Linked DNA regions of Homo sapiens: regions 2 and 3 are each linked to region 1. A link is a loop called in an ENCODE intact Hi-C map of the cell type or tissue named here. Cell type or tissue: endothelial cell of umbilical vein. All regions are shown on one strand. Each heading gives the region's core, and the rest is flanking DNA. Links, peaks and the distances in the headings are about the cores only.

Region 1 (7,813 bases), core at 2,918-5,417:
GTTAGGGTGTCGATTTTAGATCTTTCCTGCTTTCTCTTGTGGGCATTTAGTGCTATAAATTTCCCTCTACACACTGCTTTAAATGTGTCCCAGAGATTCTTGTACATTGTGTCTTTGTTCTCATTGGTTTCAAAGAACATCTTTATTTCTGCCTTCATTTCGTTATTTACCCAGTAGTCATTCAGGAGCAGGTTGTTCAGTTTCCATGTAGTTGTGCGGTTTTGAGTGAGTTTCTTAATCCTGAGTTCTAGTGTGACTGCACTGTGGTCTGAGAGACAGTTTCTTGTGATTTCTCTTCTTTTACATGTGCTGAGGACTGCTTTACTTCCAACTATGTGGTCAATTTTGGATTAAGTGTGATGTGGTGCTGTGAAGAATGTATATTCTATTGATGTGTGGTGGAGAGTTCTGTAGATGTCTATTAGGTCTGCTTCGTGCAGAGCTGGGTTCAAGTCCTGGATATCCTTGGTAACCTTCTGTCTCGTTGATGTGTCTAATATTGACAGTGGGATGTTAAAGTCTCCCATTATTATTGTGTGGGAGTCTAAGTCTCTTTGTAGGTCTCTAAGGAGTTGCTTTATGAATCTGGGTACTCCTGCATTGGGTGCATATATATTTAAGATAGTTAGCTCTTCTTGTTGAATTGATCCCTTTACCATTATGTAACGGCTTACTTTGTCTCTTTTGATCTATGTTGGTTTAAAGTCTGTTTTATCAGAGACTAGGATTGCAACCCCTGCCTTTTTTTGTTTTCCATTTGCTTGGTAGATCTTCCTCCGTTCCTTGATTTTGAGCCTATGTGTGTCTCTGCTTGTGAGATGGGTCTCCTGAATACAGCACACCGATGGGTCTTGACTCTATCCAATTTGCCAGTCTGTGTCTTTTAATTGGAGCATTTAGCTTTGTTCTGTTGCTGGCAAGGAGCTGTGATCCTTTGGAGGAGAAGAGGTGCTCTAGTTTTTAGAATTTTCAGCTTTTCTGCTCTGGTTTCTCCCCATCTTTGTGGTTTTATCTACCTTTGGTCTTTGATGATGGTGACCTACAGATGGAGTTTTGGTGTGGATGTGGTTTTTGTTGATGTTGATGCTACTCCTTTCTTTTTGTTAGTTTTCCTTCTAACAATCAGGTCCCTCAGCTGCAGATCTGTTGGAGTTTGCTGGAGGTCCACACCTGGGTATCAACAGTGGAGGCTGTAGAACAGCAAACATTGCAGAATAGCAAATATTGCTGCCTGATCCTTCCTCTGGAAGCTTCGTCTCAGAAGGGCACTCAACTGTATGAGGTGTCAGTCGGCCCCTACTGGGAGGTGTCTCCCAGTTAGGCTACACAGGGTCAGGGACCCACTTAAGGAGGCAGTCTGTCCATTCTCAGAGCTCAAACACTGTGTAGGGAGAACCACTGGTCTCTTCAGAGCTGTCAGACAGGGACGTTTAAGTCTGCAAAGTTTCTGCTGCCTTTTGTTCATCTATGCACTGCCCCTGGAGGTGGAGTCTACAGAGGCAGGCAAGCCTCGTTGAGCTGAGGTGGGCTCCGCCTAGTTCGAGCTTCCCAGCTGCTTTGTTTACCTACTCAAGCCTCAGCAATGGCGGACACCCCTCTACCAGCCAGGCTGCCGCCTTGCCATTCAATCTTGGACAGCTGTGCTAGCAGTGAGCAAGGCTCCGTGGCCGTGGGACCCACTGAGCCAGGCACGGGATATAATCTCCTGGTATGCCATTTGCTAGGACTGTTGGAAAAGCACAGTATTCGGGTGGCAATGTCCCGATTTTCCAGGTACAGTCTGTCACGGCTTCCCTTGGCTAGGAAAGGGAATTCCCTGACTCCTTGCACTTCCCACGTGAGGCAATGCCCCGCCCTGCTTCGGCTCACCCTCCATGGGCTGCACCCACTGTCCAACCAGTCCCAGTGAGATGAACCAGGTACCTCAGTTGGAAATGCAGAAATCACCTGTCTTCTGTGTCGATCATGCTAGGAGCTGCGGACTGGAGCTGTTCCTATTCAGCTATCTTTGGATAAAGTCTTGCTCTGTCACCCAGGCTGTAGTGCAGTGGCACAATCATGGCTCACTGCAGCCTCAGCCTCCTGGGCTCAAGCAGTCTTTCCACCTCAGCCTCCAAAAATGCTGGAATTACAGGCATGAGCCACCTTGCCTGGCCCTGCTTTATTATGTGAGGACTGTTTTCCAGGAAAAAAGTACTCGTCGCAAATGGTAACATATATCAGTGACTCCATCTTGGGTCGCACTGTGTCTCCTAGGCTGGAACGCAGCGTAATGATCATAGCTCACTGCAGCCGTGAACTCTTGGGCTCAAACAAATCATTTCACCTCAGCCTCCCATGTAGTTATGTCTACAAGCTTGTGCCATTGCACCTGGCTAGTTTTTAATTTTTTTGTAGAGACAGGGTCTCGCTATGTTGCCCAGGCTGGTCTCCAACTGGTCTCCTGGATTCACAGTGATCCACCTGCCTCAGCCTCCCAAAGTGTTGGGATTATAGGCTCCACCCAGCAAGGTACATTTAAAAAAAAATTTATTCTAAAAATAGTCAGACTGAGGTATAGATGGAAATATGAATTCAGAATATTATAATTTTGGCCTATCTTTAAATATTTGGAAAAACTGTTAAAATCTGTATCCCAAATTATGGTTTTATGAGTGTTATTACCATAGATACAGGGGGAAATGTGGACATGCCAAATGGTTTAGAATTTCATCCTGATCATCCAGGAAATGAATTATTTCTTTTTAACTTCTCAAAAAGACATTTAGCCAGTCATAACATATGTCTCCTGGGGTGTCTGTGTTTTTCAGTACATACTGCTTTGATAATCATCACCCTTGTTTATGTTTAGCTGCTTGACAGCTGTTGCCAGGCCATATTGAATTCTCTTTCTCAGAGGTTAGGAGCCAAAATTCACAGATATAAGTCAGTCTCTGATAGTCACTTAAGCTGAGGATGTGGGAATTCAGGAGCTGTCGGGTCTAGAGAGGAGAAAGTCAGCCAATAGAAAGAGGCAATAGTCCAAAGATATCAAGAAAACCATGGACTAGAGAATGTGGAAAGAAAAAAGTTTGAACAACTGTGTAATTCTTATAGTTTTCCAGTTGTTGATTCTAATCTCCTGTATCACTTAAAGAAACTTCTTGTTTTCTTTGAAATGACCCGTAATTACACTGAAAAGCCATCTTTTTCCTCCCTTTAACTCAATTTGAAGAGAATTCTGTTATTTCTAATTCAACACACCTTAACGTGACATTCAATGAAGAAATGTTCCTGCCCCATTTAAGCATTAGGGAAGAAAAGTCAGTGACCCTGATATAAACACTAAAATTGAAACTGCTGTAGCTATACAATCATTATTTAATAGTGGCTTAAAGAGTTACTAATATTATCCTGTGCTAAAGATGAATAGAATCTTTTAAGGCTTCTTTTCAGTTATGAAAAAAATGGCAAAATTTCTCCTTTCTATATCAGTGAGGAAGATGGTTAGGAAGAAAGGCCACTTTGTGTTAGTCAAACAGGCTTTCTTCAGAGCTGTCAGCGGGCTGTGATGAAAGAACCATGACACTGACCCTAGACTAAGGTTTGAATTCCGCCGAGGTCACTCACTACCTCAGTTACCTTGGATAATTTACTTGATTTCTCCCTTTCTAGTTCTTTTTCTGTAAAATGAGGAAGAGAATGGTAAAGTCTCCTTTGCATTACTGTGAGGATTGCCAAAGGTCTGGATCACAGTTGGTTCTCCCGTGGGAATCATTGCCATCACCGTCATTGCCTTGTGTACGGCCTTCACGCGTTTCGCCAGCTTCTGTGTCATTGGTGACATCATAAAATCAGGGAAAGGGAAATCTGTAAACACTGGCCGTTGAAGAATACGGTTTCTGAGAATTTCCACTCTGAATTCACATTCCGTTCAGTGTTATCGCCACCCTGTGGATTTCTTGGGTAATGAAACTCAGACCGGGAAATGAAAACGGGGATTTTCAGTAAATCGGTTCCAGTAAATCTCTGCTGCTCTTGTGGGCGCCCTCTTTTGAGCACCGGAGGAATGAGCACCGTTCTTCATTCTTTTGGTTTTGTAAAGTTGTAGAGCTGCGTTCATAAGTGAGATCATTAATTAATCTGCCCTTCTCCGTAGACCTTCCTCCTCCCCAATTTTCAATATAAAAACTGATTCCCAGGTAGCTTTAATTTCAAAACTGGTCAGTGGTAAATTTAGGAAGAGAATTTAAGGTCTCCTGACTTCCAATCAAACATAGTTCCCACTTGCCCAATTGGATAATAGATGTTTGTTTTTACAATTAGCTAATTATTTCTCAGTATTTACTTATTTTATAAGTAGTACATAATTAATCAATTGACCAACTGGCCTTATGGCACTGTGTTTACATGTGATCCTGCCCCTTTCTAGTCTATTTTCTGGAGGTTGTCAATCATCTTCCTTTAGAAGTATTTTCTGCCATTCTTTTTTGTGGAAGTATTGCGTGATTGTCCAAAGGCCTGTCCCTATTTGCGGAGACTCCTTGAGAATGTCCACCTTTGTGTATTTCTCCTACTTCCTGAAATATCCCTTCATTTCTCAGAAACTGTGCAAATCTTACTTCCTCTAAGCCCAATTTAAGTCCTGCTTGCTTCTGAGCCTTTCAGGCCATAGTAACTCTTGCTGTTCTTTCTGAGGCTCATATCATTGACATATATGAATTATTTTAATGTCTTAATTGGATTACTAAGAGCACTCCAATTCCCAACACATACATGATTAATACTTATTTCTGGATCCATCGTGGGCATCCCTGTTTTCTCTTCCCCTTTCTATCATATTTCTATCTTCCCAAACAAGCAGAAAAAAAAATCTATGGCCTATTTTAGGTAGTGGCAGATTATTGTGTTTTGTTTCTACAGGTGTTTACTTGTGGCAACCTGTTTCCTCACTGTGCATGTGTGTGCATCCTAAGTACGTGTGTGTTTAATTCCCCTATAACCTTCTGCTGGGAGGATTTTATCTATAAGTATTCCTTGGGATCTGTGTGGAAGTTGCTTTCCTCTACAGGAAAGGTTTTCCTTTGCATCTTACATGCAAACTGAAGGTATCACTTTAAAATAAATTTTCAGGTTGAAGTTTTGGGGACTAAATGTTGCAAACATGTTTGAAGGCTGGCTTATGGTTATGAATTCTTAATGGCAATGATTTTCCCTCTCTCCCCTCATTTCCGAGGTTGAAACCTTTAATACATTTGTTGTTCCCTTTTTGTTGGCTTGTTTGTTTGCTTGTAGCTCTCCATCACAACCAGGGTGTAGTTTTATTGTATCCGAGGTGCATGTGTGCTGGAGGAGTTTCTATGAATTAGTCTCCAATTTGACGAATGTTTGTTCATTAGTCCAACTTGAATGTGGACTTTGTGGCTGTCCTTTGTCCTCATGTGCTATATCAATGAAGGCTCAGATTATCCTTGATTTACATATACCCTTAGGACAGGACCAAATTTCAGGCTTTACTTCCCTCCTGGATTTTTGCTTTCTATTTATTTTTGTTAAATCTATGAACATTTCCTTTTATTTTTACCAGATCAGCCACGCATTTAACCGTATTTTTTCATGTTACAGCTAGAATCTTAAATTCTTTGAGTTGAGATCGTTGTCCTTGAAGTACACAGTGATCACTCATTGAAACTTTTAGATTAATTTTAGGATCAGTTTGTAAATTTCATGGAACAATTCTGTTACGATTTTAGATTAGAATTTCACTAAATTTGGAGGATTCCAGGGGAATTAATATCTTTACAATACTCTTGCTTCTCATTCTTGAAAATAACTTATCATTTCACTTATTTATGTCCTTATGCCCTTCAGTAATGTTTATGTTTTTTCCTTTGAATATCTTTTGCTGCTGTTTTGTAAACAGGTTTTTTTTTAACTTCCATTTTTTATTTGTCACTGTTGTATAACTAGCTAATACTTACATAGTACTTACTACGTGGCAGAAATCATTTTAAATCCTTTAGTAATCTTTTACCTGGTGAACTTGTTTATTGATTTAAATGGTCTGTCATTTGGTTTCTCTTGAATTTTCAATGAAGGCAACTATATTATCAATAGTCATTGACTCTTTTGTCAATTTCTTTTCAGTACCTGTGCTCTTTATATAATTATTCATTCTTTTTTTCTTATTATTTGTCTATTTGGTGCCTCTCTTTAATGATATTGTCCTGCACTGTGTGGGTTGTCACTCTTGATTGCAGTTTTATATTTGCATTTGAGAATTTCTCTTCCCCTGCTTACAATGATCGAATGAAGACAGTTGGAATCTAAAGGATAGAAATCTGACAGGATTGAACTGACGAAGAAAATCTGGGTCCAAAGATAGAAATCAGATAAGATGGCTATGGGTGAGATTTGTTCTGTAGAAATATATACAAACACACACATGCACATATATGTAAAAGTATTGTCAAACCATTTGCAGTGGTGGCTCAACCTGATGGTTCAGAGGTTCCAGACAATACAAAACGTGTTGGGAAAATAGTGTTGAAAGATAGATACTTCCATCTCTCATGGAGCTTATATCAGAAGAGGAATCAAATGTTAGAAAAAAAAGATTATACTAAAACAAAGTCATAATCATTGTACTAAGGCCATTAAAGCAATAAATCATTTAGCAATGCACTGCTCAAAAGCATCAAGTTTAATTCCTCTTCCCCTGCCTACGGTGTTCTAGTGGAGGCAGCTGGAATCTACGAATGCAAGACCTTCCAGTGCAGGAACAAAGATTTTTCCATTCCTTTTGGGTGTTGCCAACCACCTGGAACACTGTGCTACTTCTGTGACCCAGTTATTCATACTAATGTCTCCAGTCTGGAAGCAAATGCTACACTGTTCACTGCATGAGTCTCTCTCTCTCTCTCTCTGTGTGTGTGTGTGTGTGTGTAAATGTTTGTGTTTGCGTGGGGGTGTGGAAATGGGGCCAACCTGCCTAACTGTTTTACATTCCATCTCTAAGCAGTCATCCGAAGGATGATTACTCTTGGCTCCAGACTCCTCTTTATTTTCATTAATTGCAAGTTAGCAGAATCTGCAGAATTCATCTCACCCATATCAGCCATCTTATCTGATTTCTATTTTTGGGCCCAGATTTTCTTCCTCAATTTGATCCTGTCAGATTTCTATCTTTTAGATACATATGAATATATTTGGTTTTCTAGTGACATTTCCTTCTTTTGTTCCAGCATGGTTAAGACTTTGTTCTTTATTTTAAAATTCTTTCTCAAAGATTAGTTGTGAGGTGAAGTTTGTTGCATTTGTCCATCCTGCTTCATTGATGTAATTTTTATTAAACCTACTTATTAATTGTTTTCCTTATTCTTAGCTATCTTTTACTGGCTGAACTGCTAGTACAACAACCAATAATAGAAGAAATAATAAAAGAATATTTGTATTCATCAACCTCCGATCAATACATAGATCAGAGAAACAGTGACTTGAAAAAAAATGAATAATGATCATAGGCTATTGTATATTAACTGAAATCACTTTGCATTTCTCCAAAACGTTCATAAATCATATCACGAAATTCTCCCCACAAGCCTGGGACAATTGGTGTAATTGCAAGTAGAGAACAACAGATCCAAAGAGTAGATGAGATTCACACTATTAGAATGTAACAGAATGTCTCAATGCTCAGGGTAGCATGGCTGTTAAAAGCACAAGATGTGCAGCCAGACAGTCTGGGTTCAAATTTCATTCCAATTACCAACTAACTTGTGTTAGCACTGCAAATTATTTAATTTCCTCCTCTCCTAGTTTCTCATCTACAAAG
Region 2 (7,813 bases), core at 3,313-5,812, 600 kb before region 1:
AATTATCTGCCTTAGCTGATGTTGAGTAGGGTATTTCCTCGATTTATTTCTAGAATTTTATAGTTTGAGGTCTTAAGTCTTTAATCCATTTTGAATCAATTTTTATGTGTGATGAAAGGTAGGGTTTCACCAGTTTCAATCTTCTGCATATGGCTAGCCAGTATATTCCAGCACTTTTACTGAACAGGGAGTCCTTTCCTATTGGTCGTTTTTGTCAACTTTGTCAAAGACCAGATAATTGTAGGTGTGCAACTTTATTTCTGGGTTCTCTATTCTGTTCCCTCAGTCTATGTGTCTGTTTTTGTACTACTATCATGCTCTTTGGGTTATTGTAGCCTTATAGTATAGTTTGAAGTTGGGTAACATGATGCCTCCAGTTTTGCTCTTTTTGCTTTGGATTGTTTTGACTATTCAGGCTCTGTTTTGGTTCTGTATGAATCTCAGGATTGTTTTTTCTAATTCTGTGAAAAATGATACTTGTAATTTGATGGTAATAGCATTGAATCTGTACATTGCTTTGGGCAGTATGCCATTTTAACAATATTGATTCTTCCAATCCATGGGCATGACATGTTTTTCCATTTATTTGTATTGGCTCTGATTTCTTTCAGCAGTGTTTTGCAGTTCTCCTTGCAGAGATCTTTCACCTCCTTGTTTAGTGGTACTCCCAATAATCATTTTATTAGTGGTTATTATAAGTGGGATTATGCTCTTAACTTGGCTGTCAGCTAGAATGTTACTGGTGTTTAGAAATGCTACTAAGTTGTGTACATTGATTTTGTATCCTGAAATTTTGTTAACATCATTTATCAGTTTTAGGAGCATACTGGCGAAGTCTTTAGAGTTTTCTAGGTATAGAATCATGTTGTCAGTGAAGGGAGATAGTCTGACTTCTTTTCCTATTTGGATACCTTTTAAGTCTTTCTCTTGCCTGATTGCTCTGGCTAGGATTTTTGGTACTATGTTGAATAGGAGTGGTGAAAGTGGACATCCTTATCTTGTTCCAGTTCTCAAGGGAAATTTTTCCAGCTTTTGCCCATTCAATATAATGTTGTCTGTGGGTTTGTCTTAGACGACTCTTATTATTTTGAGGTTATCTTTCTTTAATGCCTAGTTTGTTGAGGTTTTTTTTTTTAACCATAAGAAGAGGTTGGATTTTACTGAAAGCTTTTTCCATGTCTGTTGAGATGGGATCATATAATTTTTATTTTAAATTCTGTTTATGTGGTGAGTCACATATATTGATTTGCATATGTCAAACCAACCTTGAATCATAGATATAGCCTACTTCATTGTGGTTAATTAACTTTTTTTTGTATTATTAATTTTTATTCTTTTTAGAGACAGGCCTCGCTATGTTGCCCAGGCTAGTCTCGAGCTCCTGAGCTCAAGCAGTACTCCTGTTTCAGACTCCCAAAGTGCTGGAATTACAGGCATGAGCCACTGCACCCAACTGATTGTGGTGAATTAACTTTTTGATCTGCTACTGGATTTGGTTTGCTGGTATTTTGCTGAGGATTTTTGCATCTATGTTTATTGAGGATGTTGGCCTCAAGTTTTCTTTTTTGTTCTGTCCGAATGATACTGGCTTCATAGAATGAGTTAGGGAGGAGCCCTCTCCTCAATTTTTTGTAATAATTTCAGTAGAATTTGTACTACTTCTTCTTTGTCCATCTGCTATAATTCAGCTCTGAAGCCATCTTGTTCAAGACTTTTGTTGGTTGGTAGATTTCTTATTATTGTTTCAATTTTGGAATTTGTTATTGGTCTGTTCAGGTTTTTGCTTTCTTCCTGGTTCAATCTTGGGAAGTTATATGTTTCCAGGAATTTATCCATTTCCTCTAGATTTTTAATTTGCATAGAGATTTTCATAATGGTCTCTTAGGATCCTTTGTATTTCTGAGGAATTTGTTGTAATCTCATCTTTGTAATTTCTGATTGTGCTTATTTCTTTTTTTTATTAACCTACCTTATGGCCTATCAATCATGATTATTCTTTCAAAGAACCAGTTCTTGGTTTCATTGATCTTTCATATGGTGTTTTGCAACTCAATTTCATTCAGTTCCTGTTTGATTGTATTTTTATTTTTTATTTTATTTCATTTTTTTGAGACAGAGTCTCACTGTGTCACCCAGGCTGGAGTGCAGTGGCACGATCTCAGCTCACTGTGACCTCCACCTCCTGGGTTCAAGAGATTCTCATGCCTCAGCCCCCCGAGTAGCTGGGATTACAGGCATGCACCACCACACCAGAATAATTTTTTTTTTTTTTGAGACAGAATCTTGTTCTGTCACCCAGGCTGGAATGCAGTGGCACGATCTTGGCTCACTGCAACCTCTGCCTCCTGGGTTCAAGTGATTCTCCTGCCTCAGCCTCCTGAGAAGCTGGGACTGCAGGCAGACACCACCATGCTCAGCTAATTTTTGTATTTTTTAGTAGAGATGGGGTTTCACCATGTTGGCCAGGCTGGTTGTGAACTCCTGACCTGAAGTGATCCGCCCACCTCGACCTCCCAAAGTGCTGCGATTGCAGGCATGAGCCACTGTGCCTGGCCTAGAGTTAGTACTGATATGTGACATTGATCCTGTCATCATGTTCTTAGCTGGTGACTTTGTAGTTTCTATTGCATAGTTGCTTTATATTGTTGGTGGGCTATGTGGTTAAATGCATTTTTGTGATAGCAGGTATCATTCTTTCATTTCCATCTTTACAGCACTCCTATAAAGACGTCTTGTAAGGCTAGTCTAGTGGTAACAAATTCCCTTAAGCATTTGCTTGTCTGAGAAATTTATTTCCCCTTCACCAGTCAAGCTTAGTTTATCAGGACATAAATTTTTTGGTTGGAATTCCTTCTCTTTAAGAACACTGAAAATAGGCCCCAATCTCTTCTGACTCATAAGGCTTTTGCTTAGAGGTCTGCTACTAGCCTGATGGTCCTCATTTTGTAAACGACCTGACCCTTCTCTCTAGATGCCTTTACATTTTTTCTTTTGCATTAACCTTGATGAATCTGATAACTATGTGCCTTGGGAATGCTTGTTGTGTCTAGTATCTCATGGGGGTTATCTGTACTTCTTTTTTTTTTTTTTTTGAGATGGAGTTTCACTCTTGTTGCCCAGGCTGGAGGGCAATGGCACGATCTTGGCTCACTGCAACCTCTGCCTCCCAGGTTCAAGCGATTCTCCTGCCTCAGCCTCCCAAGTAGCTGGGATTACAGGCATGCACCACCATGTCCAGCTAATTTTTGTATTTTTAGTACAGACGGGTTTGCCATGTTGGCCAGGCTGGTCTTGAGCTCCTGACCTCAAGTGATCTACCCACCTTGGCCTCCCAAATGCTGGGATTCAGGCATGAGACAACACGCCAGGCCTTATATTTCTTAAATTTGTATGTTAACATCTCTAGTGGGAGTGGAGAGATTGTCATGGATCGTATCCTCAAATATATTTTCCAAATAGCTTACTCTCTCTCCTCTCTCAGGAATACCAATGAGTTATAGGTTTGGTCTCTCTATATAATTCCATATTTCTCAGGGCTTTTGTCCATTTTTTTAAAATTATTTCTTCTTTATTTTTGTCTGACTGAGTTGATTCAAAGAACCAGTCTTTGAATTTCTTCACAGCTTGGTCTATTCTGCTATTAATGCTTCCAAATGTATTATGAAATTCTTGTAGTAAATGTGTCAATTCCAGAAGTTCAGTATGGTTCGTTCTTAAAATTATTTTTTTCAGGCTGGGTGTGGTGGTTCACGCCTGTAATCACAGCACTTTGGAAGGCCAAGGCAGGTGGATCGCTTGAGGTCAGGAGTTCAAGACCAGCCTGGCCAACATGGCGAAACCCTGTCTCTACCAAAAAATACAAACAATTAGCCAGGCCTGGTTGTGTTCGCCTGTAATCCTAGCTACTTGGGAGGCTGAAGCAGGAGAATCGCTTTAACCTGGTAGGTGTAGGTCGCAGTGAGCTGAGATCGTGCCACTGTACTCCAGCCTGGGTGACAGAGCAAGACTCCATCTCAAAAATAAATAAATAAATAAATAAATAAAAGTCTTTTATCTTTCAGCTCTTGGATCATTTTACTGGATTCCTTGGATTGCGTTTCAACAGCCTCCTGAGTCTCAGTGAGCTTTCTTTCCATCTAGGTTCTCATTTCTGTGTCTGTCATTTCATTCTGGTTAAGAGCCATTGCTGGGGAGCTAGTGTGCTCATTTGGAGGTAAGGGGACACTCTTACTTTTTAATTGGCAAAATTCTTTCTCTTCTGAGAGGGCTGGTATTCCTTTAACTGTGGTGTAAGTTGAATATAGTCATTTGCTTCATTTATGAGTGCTGTCAGAGGGCCAAGGCTCTGTACAAGATCTTTGTGGCTGGATTCTTGCCCTGAGTTTCACAGACCAATATTTAATATATTGGCAGAATATTTTTGGTGTAATTTGGGCTATCATCCAGCAGATGGCGCATAAGAGTAACGGCCAGCGCTGCGGGTTTTTACGTTTCAGCGAGCTCGCAACAACGTCCTGTGGTGTGGCCCAGCGCGGGGAGCTGACCCCACCAGCTCCGCTCTCAAGCCTTCGGAGAGTCCTCTCCAGTCACTATCGTCATTCCCGCATTTCCTTTGCTAGGCTGTCCGGGCTGGGCAGCTCCCTCAGGCGGACACCCATGGCTGGCAGACCTTCCGCGCCTGCCCCTAATCTGGGCATATCACTCCCTCGGTTTTCTGAGACTCGGGACTCCTTGCCCGCTGGAGCGCAGGCCATGAATCTGGGTCCCGCACTGCGGCGCTGCACGCCGCAGCCCAGGGCTTTGGCCCCAGCCAGCACATCCGCCATCCTGCACCCCAGGTTCCGGCACGGGCTGCGACGGGGCCTCGGAACTGCTCCCAAGCGGCTGGGAAAGAACTCAGTCAGGCATGTCGGCCTGCAAAGCACCCAGGATGGGCAGTGGAGTCTGCACCGTTGACAGGCTCCTAGAGCGGCCAGGCAGAGGACTTGAGAGGGGCTGGAGGGCAGGAGGTCCTGCGGAACAGAAGTGCCCCACTCCGAAGGGAAAGTCGACCCTGCTGTTCTCTTTGCGCGGCAGTCAGTGGGGTTAGAGTTATTCGGAAGAGGACGGAGAGCCTTGGGGGATGGGTGCGCATGGCCATGTTCCACTGGAACTGCCCCCAACGCAAAACAAACAAACAAACAACAACAACAACAAAAACCGGGCTCTATGCAGGCTGGAGTTCTGCCTCTGCCTGCTTGTAGGGCATATCCCCATGCCAGTTCGAATGTTTATGGGGAGTGTAGGATCTCTTGTGGCTGGAATCCTAGAGGTCCACAGCAAGAGTGGGCTGCCTTGCCAAGGGTTGTTCAGGGCCAGGAACTGGCACTGGTGTTCCAGAACCTGAAAGGGTTCCCGGTCTCCCTTTCTGTCAGCGGGAGTGGTGCTTCCTGTCTGCGTCTATTTGGCCATCTTGTCTCTGTTGACCAAATAGCTTTTTTGAGAAGAAAAATGAAATTGATAAATCTCTAGCTAAGCCGATTAGTTTTAAAAAAAAAAGATACAATTAACACTGTCAGGAAGGAAGTGGCAATGCTAAAGATTCTACAGATATTCAAATAATTTTTAAAAATGGTATGCCAATAAATTAAACAACTTAGATGAAGCTCATAAATTCCTTGAAAGTAACCACCAAAGCTCATTGAAGAAGGAATCCTTTGAACAGCTCAACATCTAAAAAAAACTGAATCTGGCCGGGTGCGGTGGCTCACGCCTGTAATCCCAGCACTTTGGGAGGCTGAGGCGGGCGGATCACAAGGTCAGGAGTTCGAGACCAGCCTGGCCAGCATGGTGAAACCCCGCCCCTACTAAAATACAAAAATTAGAGGGACATGGTGGCTCGCGCCTGTAATCCCAGCTACTTGGGGGCTGAGGCAGGAAAATCGCTTGAACCCGGGAGGCGGAGGTCGCAGTGAGCCGAGATGGTGCCACTGCACTGCAGCCTGGGCGACAAAGCAAGTCTCCGTCTCAAAAAAAAGAAAAAAAAGAAACTGAATCTGTAGTTGAAAACCTTACTACAAAGAAAACCCTATGCCCAGATGACTTCAAGGGTAAATTGTATCAAACATTTAATGAAGAAATAGTACTAATTCTAAACCAAATCTTCCAGAAAAATTGACATTGAGAAATATTTATCTGATATTCAAATAAGGCAAAGTCATAAAGAGAAAAGAAAACTATGTTTAAAAATACTGGCCATGGCCAAGCACGGTGGCTCACACCTGTAATCCCAGCACTTTGGGGGCCTAGGCGGGCAGATCACCTGAGGTCAGGAGTTCGAGACCACCCTGGCCAACATGGTGGAACCCTATCTCTACTAAAAATGCAAAAATTTGCTGAGTATGGTGGGGGGTGCCTGTAATCCCAGCTACTCAGGAGGCCAAGGCAGGAGAATCGCTTGAACCCGGGAGACAGAGGTTGCAGTGAGCCAAGATCGCGCCACTGCACTCCAGCCTGGGCGACAGAGCAAAACTCCACCTCAAAAAAAAAAAAAAAAGTACTGGCCAGGCATGGTGGGTCACACCTGTAATCCCAACACTTTGAGAGGCCGAGGCAGGAGGATCACTTGAACCTGGGACTTCAAGGCCAGCCAGGGCAACATAAGAAGAGCCTGTCTCTTTCTCTCAAATTAAAATAATTAGCTGGGGATGATGGTGCATGCCTGTGGTCACCGTTGTCCCAGCTACTTTGGAGGCTGAGGCAGGAGGATCACTTCAGCCTGGGAGGTCAAAGCTTCAGTGACCTGTGGTCGTGCCACTGCAGTCCAGCCTGGGCAACAGAGTAAGACTCTACCTCTAAAAAACCAGAACAAAATGAACAGAAACAAAAAACCCATAAATATAGTTGCAAACATTCTAAGCCAAATTTTAACAGAAATAACCCATAATATAATACATATAACAGATCTAATCCATTAATATAATGCAATCCTAAATTGTTTTAACCTTATATAATTAATGAGTGTAATTCATGTTAAAAGACTAGAAATTTTTAACCTAAAAAAAAACAAAGAAAATACTAGATATTTTTAAAATAAAAATGTATATATAATCATCTCAATAGATGTAGAAAAATATTAGACAAAATTAACACCTATTCCTGATCAGTCCTCTAAGAATGCAAGGAACAAAAGGGAACTTCCTAAAACTGATTAAGGACGTCTATGAAACATCTACAGTTTACACCATACTTAGTGGTGCAACACTGAATGATCTCTTCTCAAGATCAATTTCAAAATAAGGATATTGTTCTCACTACTTTTATTTCTCATTGAACGGGAGGTTCAGGCAAGGAAAAGAATAAAAGCATTGGAAAGGAAAAGATAGAAGTGCTTCCGCTGGCACACAGAATGATTATTTGTGTAGAAAATCTGATGACATCTACAAAAAAAGTTACTAGAAGAAACAAATAAGTTTATCAAGGTTTCAGAATATAAGGTGAATATTTAAAAGTCTATTATATTTCTCCATACTAGCAATAAACAGTTGGAAATTAAAATTATCAATGATAATTCCCATGTACAGTAGCGTCGAAACTATGAAGTATATATGGTAAGCTAACAAAATATGTAAAAATATCTGTAAGAGAAAACTGCAAAACATTGCTCAGAGAAATTTTAAAATACCTAAATAAATGCAGAGACATACTTTATTCAAGAGTCAGAAAAATCAATATTTTTAAGGTTTCAATTCTGCCCAAATCGATTTGTAGATTCAATGTAATCACAATCAGAATTCCAAAAGAGTTTTTGTAGAAATTAGTGAGCCAATTCAAA
Region 3 (7,813 bases), core at 2,894-5,393, 190 kb before region 1:
CATTTTGTGTGTGTGGGGTTAAAAACCCTTAAGACCTGCTCTTAGCAAATGTCAAGTATACAGTACCTTATTATTAACTATAGTCACCATGCTGTACGTTAGGTCTCCAGAACTTACTCATCTTCTAACTAAAAGTTTGACTAACTTCTCCCCCAGCCCCCAACCCCTGGTAACTACCACTCTACCCTTTGTTACTGTGTCTTCAACTTTTTTAGATTCCACATACAAGTGAGATCACGCAATATTTGTGTTTTGGCGTCTGGCTTATTTCACTTAGAATAGTGTCCTCTAAGTTTATCCATGTTGTCACAAATAGCAGGATTTCCTTATATATTTATAGAATAAAAACTAGACCGAATTATGCATTATGTTTCTTTCCTCTTCCCAATTTTTGATACCTGAAAATGATAATCTCCAGGTCAAGCCTAACAGAGCATTGCCTGTTGCCCGATGGTAATAACACCAAGAGCAGGCGCAATGCCTATATGGGGTCAATTTATAGCCTAGACACATAGCTCTAAACACATTCTCAGTGATTCATTCCAATTACTCCTCCACCTGGTGGATTTACACTGGCATTTTTCATGCCCATCTAGGTTCTTCCTAGTACCTCACCTTTTCGGCCAACTTTCACTGGTCATCCATTGGTTAAAACTCAGTCAATGTCATATCATCTTGTCAAAGCATGTTCAAACCAACAGTAAATAATATATAAATAATATCTAATAGTAAATAATAATGGAAATAATTATAGTAAATAATAAATAGTATATAAAATATATAACTAAATGACACATAAGTGAGTTCTAGATCACTATGCCAACTCAATCCTCCAACCTCATAAGAACTGAAAATCCATTATCAAAGACACTATGAAAATACAGCATAAAATAGACCCAGATACTTCCTGAGAGGTTAACAACATGTAGCCCACCAGAGGAAGAGCTGCAGCTGGAGCTAGCTGGGCTCTGTGAGCTAAAACCACACAGGAAGCCTCAAGCACAGGGGCTCACTGTGTACCAGGAGGCCCAGGGGGACCCTGACAAGACCTCCTCTCTTCTCCCGCTTTCATCCAAGGTCTAGGAACAAGGCAAAAAGCTAATTCTTAAAATAACAGGGATTTAAGATGTACCTTTAAATCCTTGGCTTGCTTTAAATTTGGCTGCTTGAGTATGGATTCTCCCCATAGGTTTACCGTAAGAAACATTCACATGATAATGTGATATTGTACTAAAGAGTCTGATGATTGAAAATAGAATGTTTGGACCCAGATTGGTAGTTTTTTTTTTTTTTTTTTTTTTTTTTTTGTCTTTTTGGGAGTTTTCCTTCATTTTTTTTTTTACGATTTCTAATAGTCATACTTTACCTTAGATTCCATGTTTTTGAAAAGTATTTTGTTGGATTTATTGAAAGTGAGAAAATTAATAATTCCTTTTATTATTATTGACTCTCTTCAAAAATAAGCATTGGCTAATTCTTTGTGCTGTCACTCACATTCCATAGTTTACTAGCTGAATCAAACCAATATATAGAAAAGACATGTGTCAAATACAGTTTTTGGGGGGTTAGGATTTTTTTGTTGTTGTTATTGTTGCTGTTTGACATATATCATCTAATTCTCCAAAATGATATCCGTGTTTTAGAGATGAAAAATTAGGGGCATTAGATGACTCACGAAAGGACATTCAATTGACAAATGTACATCTATATTTTATGTAGTCTACTTTAATCCTCGCTTATACTTACATAGGTAGGAAGGAGAGGATAAATTATGTGATCATTCTCACCCTACTTTTCTGTAATTAATTATAGAAAATGTTTGTCAAATTTTTTTTTAAAAAGCCTTTTCCATACAAATCACTTTGTTTTTTACATTCAAGGGATATGACACACAAATGTTGGTTTTTTTTTTTTTTCTTTTTTTTTGAGATGAAGTCTCACTCTGTCGCCCAGGCTGGAGTCAGTGGTGCCATCTCGGCTCACTGCAATCTCCACCTCCCTGGTTCAAGTGATTCTCCTGCCTCAGCCTCCCGCGTAGCTGGGCCTAAAGGCATACGCCACCACGCGTGGCTAATTTTTGTATTTTAGTACAGATGGTGTTGAGGAAAACCATCTTTAAAAGGCTGCTTTCCAAAGATAACTCCTCCTCTCCAAAAAGAGTTGCCTATACATGTTCTCCCTCTTCACATATGAATTCTGCTGTGTTAAAATGCTGAGTTCTAGAGAAGAGGGGGAATCTTGTGGAAACCCATATTATTAAAAATCATCTCAGCCTCACAGTTCAAATGTTGGAAAAATCAAACCACCAAGATATTTTATTAACAGTATTTCCTACCATAATCTACCTTAATAACAGCACCAATAATCCTTTTCTCACAGGTAGAGAATATCTTTTCCAACAGAGAAATACCCGTAACCAATGCAAATATTTTTTACTCATGTGCCATATTTGCTGTTGGAAATCATTATACAATGAAAAATATGTACAAAGTTCAGTATGTCACATAAACCAAATATTGTAGAATAATTCAAATTGGAAGAGTTGCAACTATTAAATGGGATGAAGAAAGTTTATTGTACCATCATTAGTCTTTAGCATTGTACTTGTTATTTTACAAAATATCTGTTTATATAGCTTTCAATCCAAGTTGATCATACATTCAGGGAAGGCAGAAATTGTGTTACTCACTTTTGAACCATCAACATACAGTGCAATTTATAAAAACCACTAATAAATAATTGCTGAATGAATGCTTTTTCTTTGATTTTTGTTTTTTGTTTGGGACAGGGTTTCACTCTGTTGCCCAGGGCGCAGTGTAGTGGCCTGATCATAGATCACTGCAGCCTCTACTTTGAATTGTCTCTCGGGCTCAGGCAATCCTCCCATCTCGGCTCCCTGAGTAGCAAGAACTATGGGCATGTGCCACCATGCCCAGCTAATTTTTAAAATTTTTCCCTTTTTGTAGAGACAGGGTCTTGCTTTGTTGCCCAGGCTGGACTCAAACTCCTAGCCTCAAACAATCTTCCCACATTGGCCTCTCAAAGTGCTGAGATTATAGGCATGAACCACCATGCCTGGCTGAATGAATGCATATTTTTATGGTTTAACATAGTAGAAGACAAACAATTTTAAATTATAAGTACTAAAAAGCTTTTAATTTATTTGACACAGAGTCTTGCTCTGTGGCCCAGGCTGGAGTGCAATGGTGCCTTCTTAGCTCACTGCAATCTCAGCCTCCCAAATTGAAGGGATTCTGCTGCCTCAGCCTCCTGAGTAAGCTGGGACTACAGGTGTGAGCCACCACACACAGCTAACTTTAGTATTTTTTGGTAGAGATGGGGTTTCATCATGTTGGCCAGGCTAGTCTCAAACTCCTGATATCAGGTGATCCACCTGCCTCAGCCTCCCAAAGGGCTGGGATTACAGGAGTGAGCCACCATGCCCAGCCCTAAAAAACTAATGTTATGTTATTGTTAACTTGATTTTTTCTTATTAACATATGATGTTCCAAGGAGTCATTGTTAAAAATTGGAGTAACAAGGAGAAATATGAAGAGAGAAAAACACTTCCTTATAAAATTACATTAATATGTTTCCTTTCTATAATTTCTATGCAACATACTGGGAATCACACATTAGTTTACAACCCAATTCATAAATTAGCATTATGCCAGAAGCATTTCTCATGTCATTGAATACTTCATAAGTCATTTGAAAGTGTGTATGTTTTTTAATTGTATGATTGTATCATATATACTAACCCTTTCATTATTGTTGGACCCAAGATTTTACCTGGTATTTGACAATTCCAATAATGCTAAGGTAAAATCTTGAGTGTGTACCATTTTGTCCACATTATTTTCTGAAGATAGATTTCTAGTAGACTCATTGGCTCAAAAAGTACTACCATTTTTTAAGGTTATCAATATATTTTGCTAAATTTGTGTGCAGTAGTTATCTACTAACATTTGCTACAGCAGTTTATGAGAATATAGTTATTACTTCATTCTGACCAGCAAGACTAATTTTCAAATAAGCCTTGATTTTAGAGCTTGGTTTATGTGGTGATGCCATCTGGTGGCCTAGTACAAAATTACAGAATCAGAAGTGAAAAACCTTTTGAAAACTGTAATGAGCAAAATTAAATTTATAAGGTGATGGCAAATAGCACAAGTCTTATACGTTGTCAGAAAGCATTCTTGCTGTTTGGATTTCTAAAAATTATCAGGAGCCATGTAAAATGAAGATTACAAACTCAAACAATGCTCATTCATTCATCTCTTCAACCTGAGTTTTTGGAGTACCTACCACATGGTAGTACTATTCCCTGCTGATGAAAAAGATGAAGTCTCCATGCATGATTTCCAGGAATGTGTAGTTTAATGGGGATACATAATGCAAATTTACCACTATAAATTTTACCAAAGGCTTTCACAAGTGGTGACTAATATTTACTAATATTTGTCATTTGAATCATTTTTATCAAATGTATGATATGTAATTGTGGTTGACTTTCTCTAAAATAACTCCAGTCATCATTCCACTTCTTGGTATTCATGCCATTGTATAATCTTCTTCCCAGAGTGTGTGCTCAAGTTGGCATCTCTGTTTCTCTTTCTCTCCCTCTTTCTCTCCCACTCCCCTCTCCCACATACACGTCCCCAGCAGAAAACAGAATAACAAACTGCCATGAAGTGAGTAGCTCTATGGAGAGGTCTATGAGGCAAGGCATTGACATTTCTCCTGTTAACAGTGAGTGAGGACCTCACACCAGCCAACAGCATGTGCATGAGGCTGCATATGAGTCTGCCCCAACTGAGCCTTCAGATGACTGTAGCCCTCACCCACACCCCAAAGGCATCCTTGTGAGAAACTCTAAGTCAGAGTCACCCATGGCTGGATTCCTGACCCAAAAAAAGCATAAGTTGTGGGATAATTTAGTAATTTGTTACACACAAATAGTTAACTAATTAACTAATAAAAAGAATTTGAGCCTGGCCTGGTGGCTCATGCCTGTAATCCCAGCATTTTGGGAGGCTGAGGTGGACGGATCACTTGAGGACAGGAGTTCAAAGATCAGCCTAGCCAACATGGTGAAACCCCATCTCTACTAAAAATACAGAAATTAGCCAGGCATGGTGGCCCATGCCTGTAATCCCAGCTACTCAGGAGACTGAGGCAGGAGAATCACTTGAAGTCGGGAGGTGGAGGCTGCAGTGAACCAAGATCGCCCATTGCACTCCAGCCTGGGTGACAGAGCAAGAAACCCTGTCTTAAAAAAATAAAAAAAAGAAAGAAAGCTATTCAAACATTTGAATAGTGATTTCAACATAATTACTCAAGTCCTATACAAAATTACTTAAGTCCTATACAAATTTAAACTACAATTACAGATTTAGTTAAGCTAAGTCTTTTGAGCACCTCAAACACCTTAAGTAGCAAATATACCCAAAGAAAATTATTACAAAACCTATTGCTTACTCTTAAACCTATCCTAAAATATAACAATAGTTTTTAAACTTCATTTCTTTTGTTATTCCTATAATTTTTATTCTTCTCTAAGGCTATAATTCCACTTGATAACTTCCATTAGTTGTATTAATGCATCCTTTTACATCTTTCTGGGCTTGTAGTGATCTCCCTAGACCAATAAGCAAAATATTTCAGTAAATGGCTGGTCAAGCAACTGATTTTTAGTCAGTTTGGGACCCGTTTGTTTTTGCCACGATAATTAACTCCAGCTGCAGGCCATGAAGTCATCTCCTATTTTAGAGTTAAACTTCTTTTGTTATAAAAATAAGACATTTCAAATTCTCATCTTTCACATGTTTTTGGATTTTTATAACCTAATATCTCCATCATAAATGATACGTTTCAAGTCTCAACCAACATTTCATTATGTATTATCCTATCTCTATTATATACTGATATTTTATGTTAGGATTATTACAAATTATGTATGCTTTATTGTATTATTTAAGGGCCACTTAGAAATTCTATATCCTAGGAAAAGAGAAATGAAAGTTTTGTAGTAAGCTTCCTTTTCATTATTATTATTATTTTTGAATTATACTTTAAGTTCTGGGATACATGTGCAGAACGTGCAGGTTTGTTACATAGGTATACACGTGCCATGGTGGTTTGCTGCACCCATCGACCCGTCATCTACATTAGGTATTTCTCCTAATGCTATCCCTCCCCTAGCCCCCCACCCTCTGACAGGCCCTGGTGTGTGATGTTTGCCTCCCTGTGTCCATGTATTCTCATTGTTCAACTCCCACTTATGAGTGAGAACATGTGGTGGTTGACTTTCTGTTCCTGTGTTGCTTTGCTGAGAATGATGGTTTCCAGCTTCATCCATGTCCCTGCAAAGGACGGGAACTCATCCTTTTTTATGGCTGCTTAGTATTTTATGGTGTATATGTGCCACATTTTCTTTATCCAGTCTATTATTGATGGACATTTGGGTTGGTTCCAAGTTTTTGCTATTGTGAACAGTGCTGCCATAAACATACATGTACATGTGTCTTTATAGTAGAATGATTTATAATCCTTTGGGTATATACCCAGTAATGGGATTGCTAAGTCCAATGGTATTTCTGGTTCTAGATCCTTGAGGAATCGCCACACTGTCTTCCACAATGGTTGAACTAATTTACACTCCCACCAACAGTGTAAAAGCGTTTCTATTTCTCCACAGTCTCTCCAGCATCTGTTATTTCCTGACTGTTTAATGATTGCCATTCTAAGTGGCATGAGATGGTATCTCATTGTGGTTTTGATTTGCATTTTTCTAATGACCAGTGATGATGAGCTTTTTCTCCTATGTCTGTTGGCAGCATAAATGTGTTCTTTGGGGGAGTATCTGTTCATATCCTTCACCCACTTTTTGATGGGGTTGTTTTTTTTTTCTTGTAAATTTAAGTTCCTCGTAGATTCTGGATATAGCCCTTTGTCAGATGGATAGATTGCAAAAATTTTCTCCCATTTTGTAGGTTGCCTGTTCACTCTGATAATAGTTTTTTGTTTTTTTTTTCTGTGCAGAAGCTCTTTTGTTTGGTTAGATCCCATTTGTCAATTTTGGCTTTTATTGCCAGTTTTTGGTGTTTTAGTCATGAAGTCCTTGCCCATGCCTATGTCCTGAATGGTATTGCCTAAGTTTTCTTCTAGGGTTTTTATGGTTTTAGGTCTTATGCTTAAGTCTTTAATCGATCTTGAGTTAACTTTTCTATAAGGTATAAGGAAGGTGTCCAGTTTCAGTCTTCTGCATTTGGCTGGACAGTTTTCCCAACAGCATTTGTTAAATAGGGAATCCTTTCTCCATTGCTTGTTTTTGTCAGGTTTGTCAAAGATCAGATGGTTGCAGATGTGTAGCACTGCTTATGAGGCCTCTGTTCTGTTTCATTGGTCTATATATCTGTTTTGGTACCAGTACTGTGCTGTTTTGGTTACTGCAGCCTTGTAGTATAGTTTGAAGTGAGGTAGCGTGATGCCTGTAGCTTTTTTCTTTTTGCTTAGGATTGTATTGGCTATATAGGCTCTTTTTCGGTTCCATATGAAATTCAAAGTGTTTTTTTTTTTTTTTTCTAATTCTGTAAAGAAAATCAGTGGTAGACTGATGGGGATAGCATTGAATCTATAAATTACTTTGGGCAGTATGGCCATTTTCACGATATTGATTCTTCCTATCCATGAGCATGGAATGTTTTTCCATTTGTTTGTGTCCTCTCTTATTTCCTTGAGCAGTGGTTTGTAGTTCTCCTTGAAGAGGTCCTTCAAATCCCTTGTAAGTTGTATTCCTAGGTATTTAATT

Evidence for each region. Peaks named below come from ENCODE experiments on the same cell type or tissue, not always from the same donor. Only the 100,000 strongest peaks of a DNase experiment are listed, where the experiment ranks them.
Region 2: a loop joins it to region 1, with 18 times the contacts of the local background. A loop is called at or near these places in 2 of 110 quality-filtered maps.
Region 3: it touches region 1 in a loop (6-fold over the local background); 5 of 110 quality-filtered maps call a loop at or near these places.

Annotation. Positions count from the first base shown.
Region 1 is chr12:10,746,356-10,754,168 of GRCh38, forward strand. LINC02366 (long intergenic non-protein coding RNA 2366) reads left to right here and starts at 3,879. Exons shown (of 7, transcript NR_120463.1): 1 at 3,879-3,945. RefSeq lists a silencer at 3,890-3,939. In endothelial cell of umbilical vein, for the core only: a CTCF peak has its summit at 3,972; a DNase peak (open chromatin) is centred at 3,906; H3K27ac peaks cover 450 bases.
Region 2 is chr12:10,148,953-10,156,765 of GRCh38, forward strand. No RefSeq gene overlaps it. Among named protein-coding and RNA genes, the nearest start is that of OLR1, 19 kb to the right of the region's middle. RefSeq lists enhancers at 4,334-4,837, 4,692-4,781, 4,792-4,981. In endothelial cell of umbilical vein, for the core only: a CTCF peak has its summit at 4,465 (motif pointing right); a DNase peak (open chromatin) is centred at 4,589; H3K4me3 peaks cover 830 bases; H3K27ac peaks cover 585 bases.
Region 3 is chr12:10,558,434-10,566,246 of GRCh38, forward strand. All of the region lies in intron 1 of LINC02446 (long intergenic non-protein coding RNA 2446), which reads left to right. Among named protein-coding and RNA genes, the nearest start is that of LINC02446, 9.0 kb to the left of the region's middle. In endothelial cell of umbilical vein, for the core only: a CTCF peak has its summit at 4,078 (motif pointing left); a DNase peak (open chromatin) is centred at 4,088.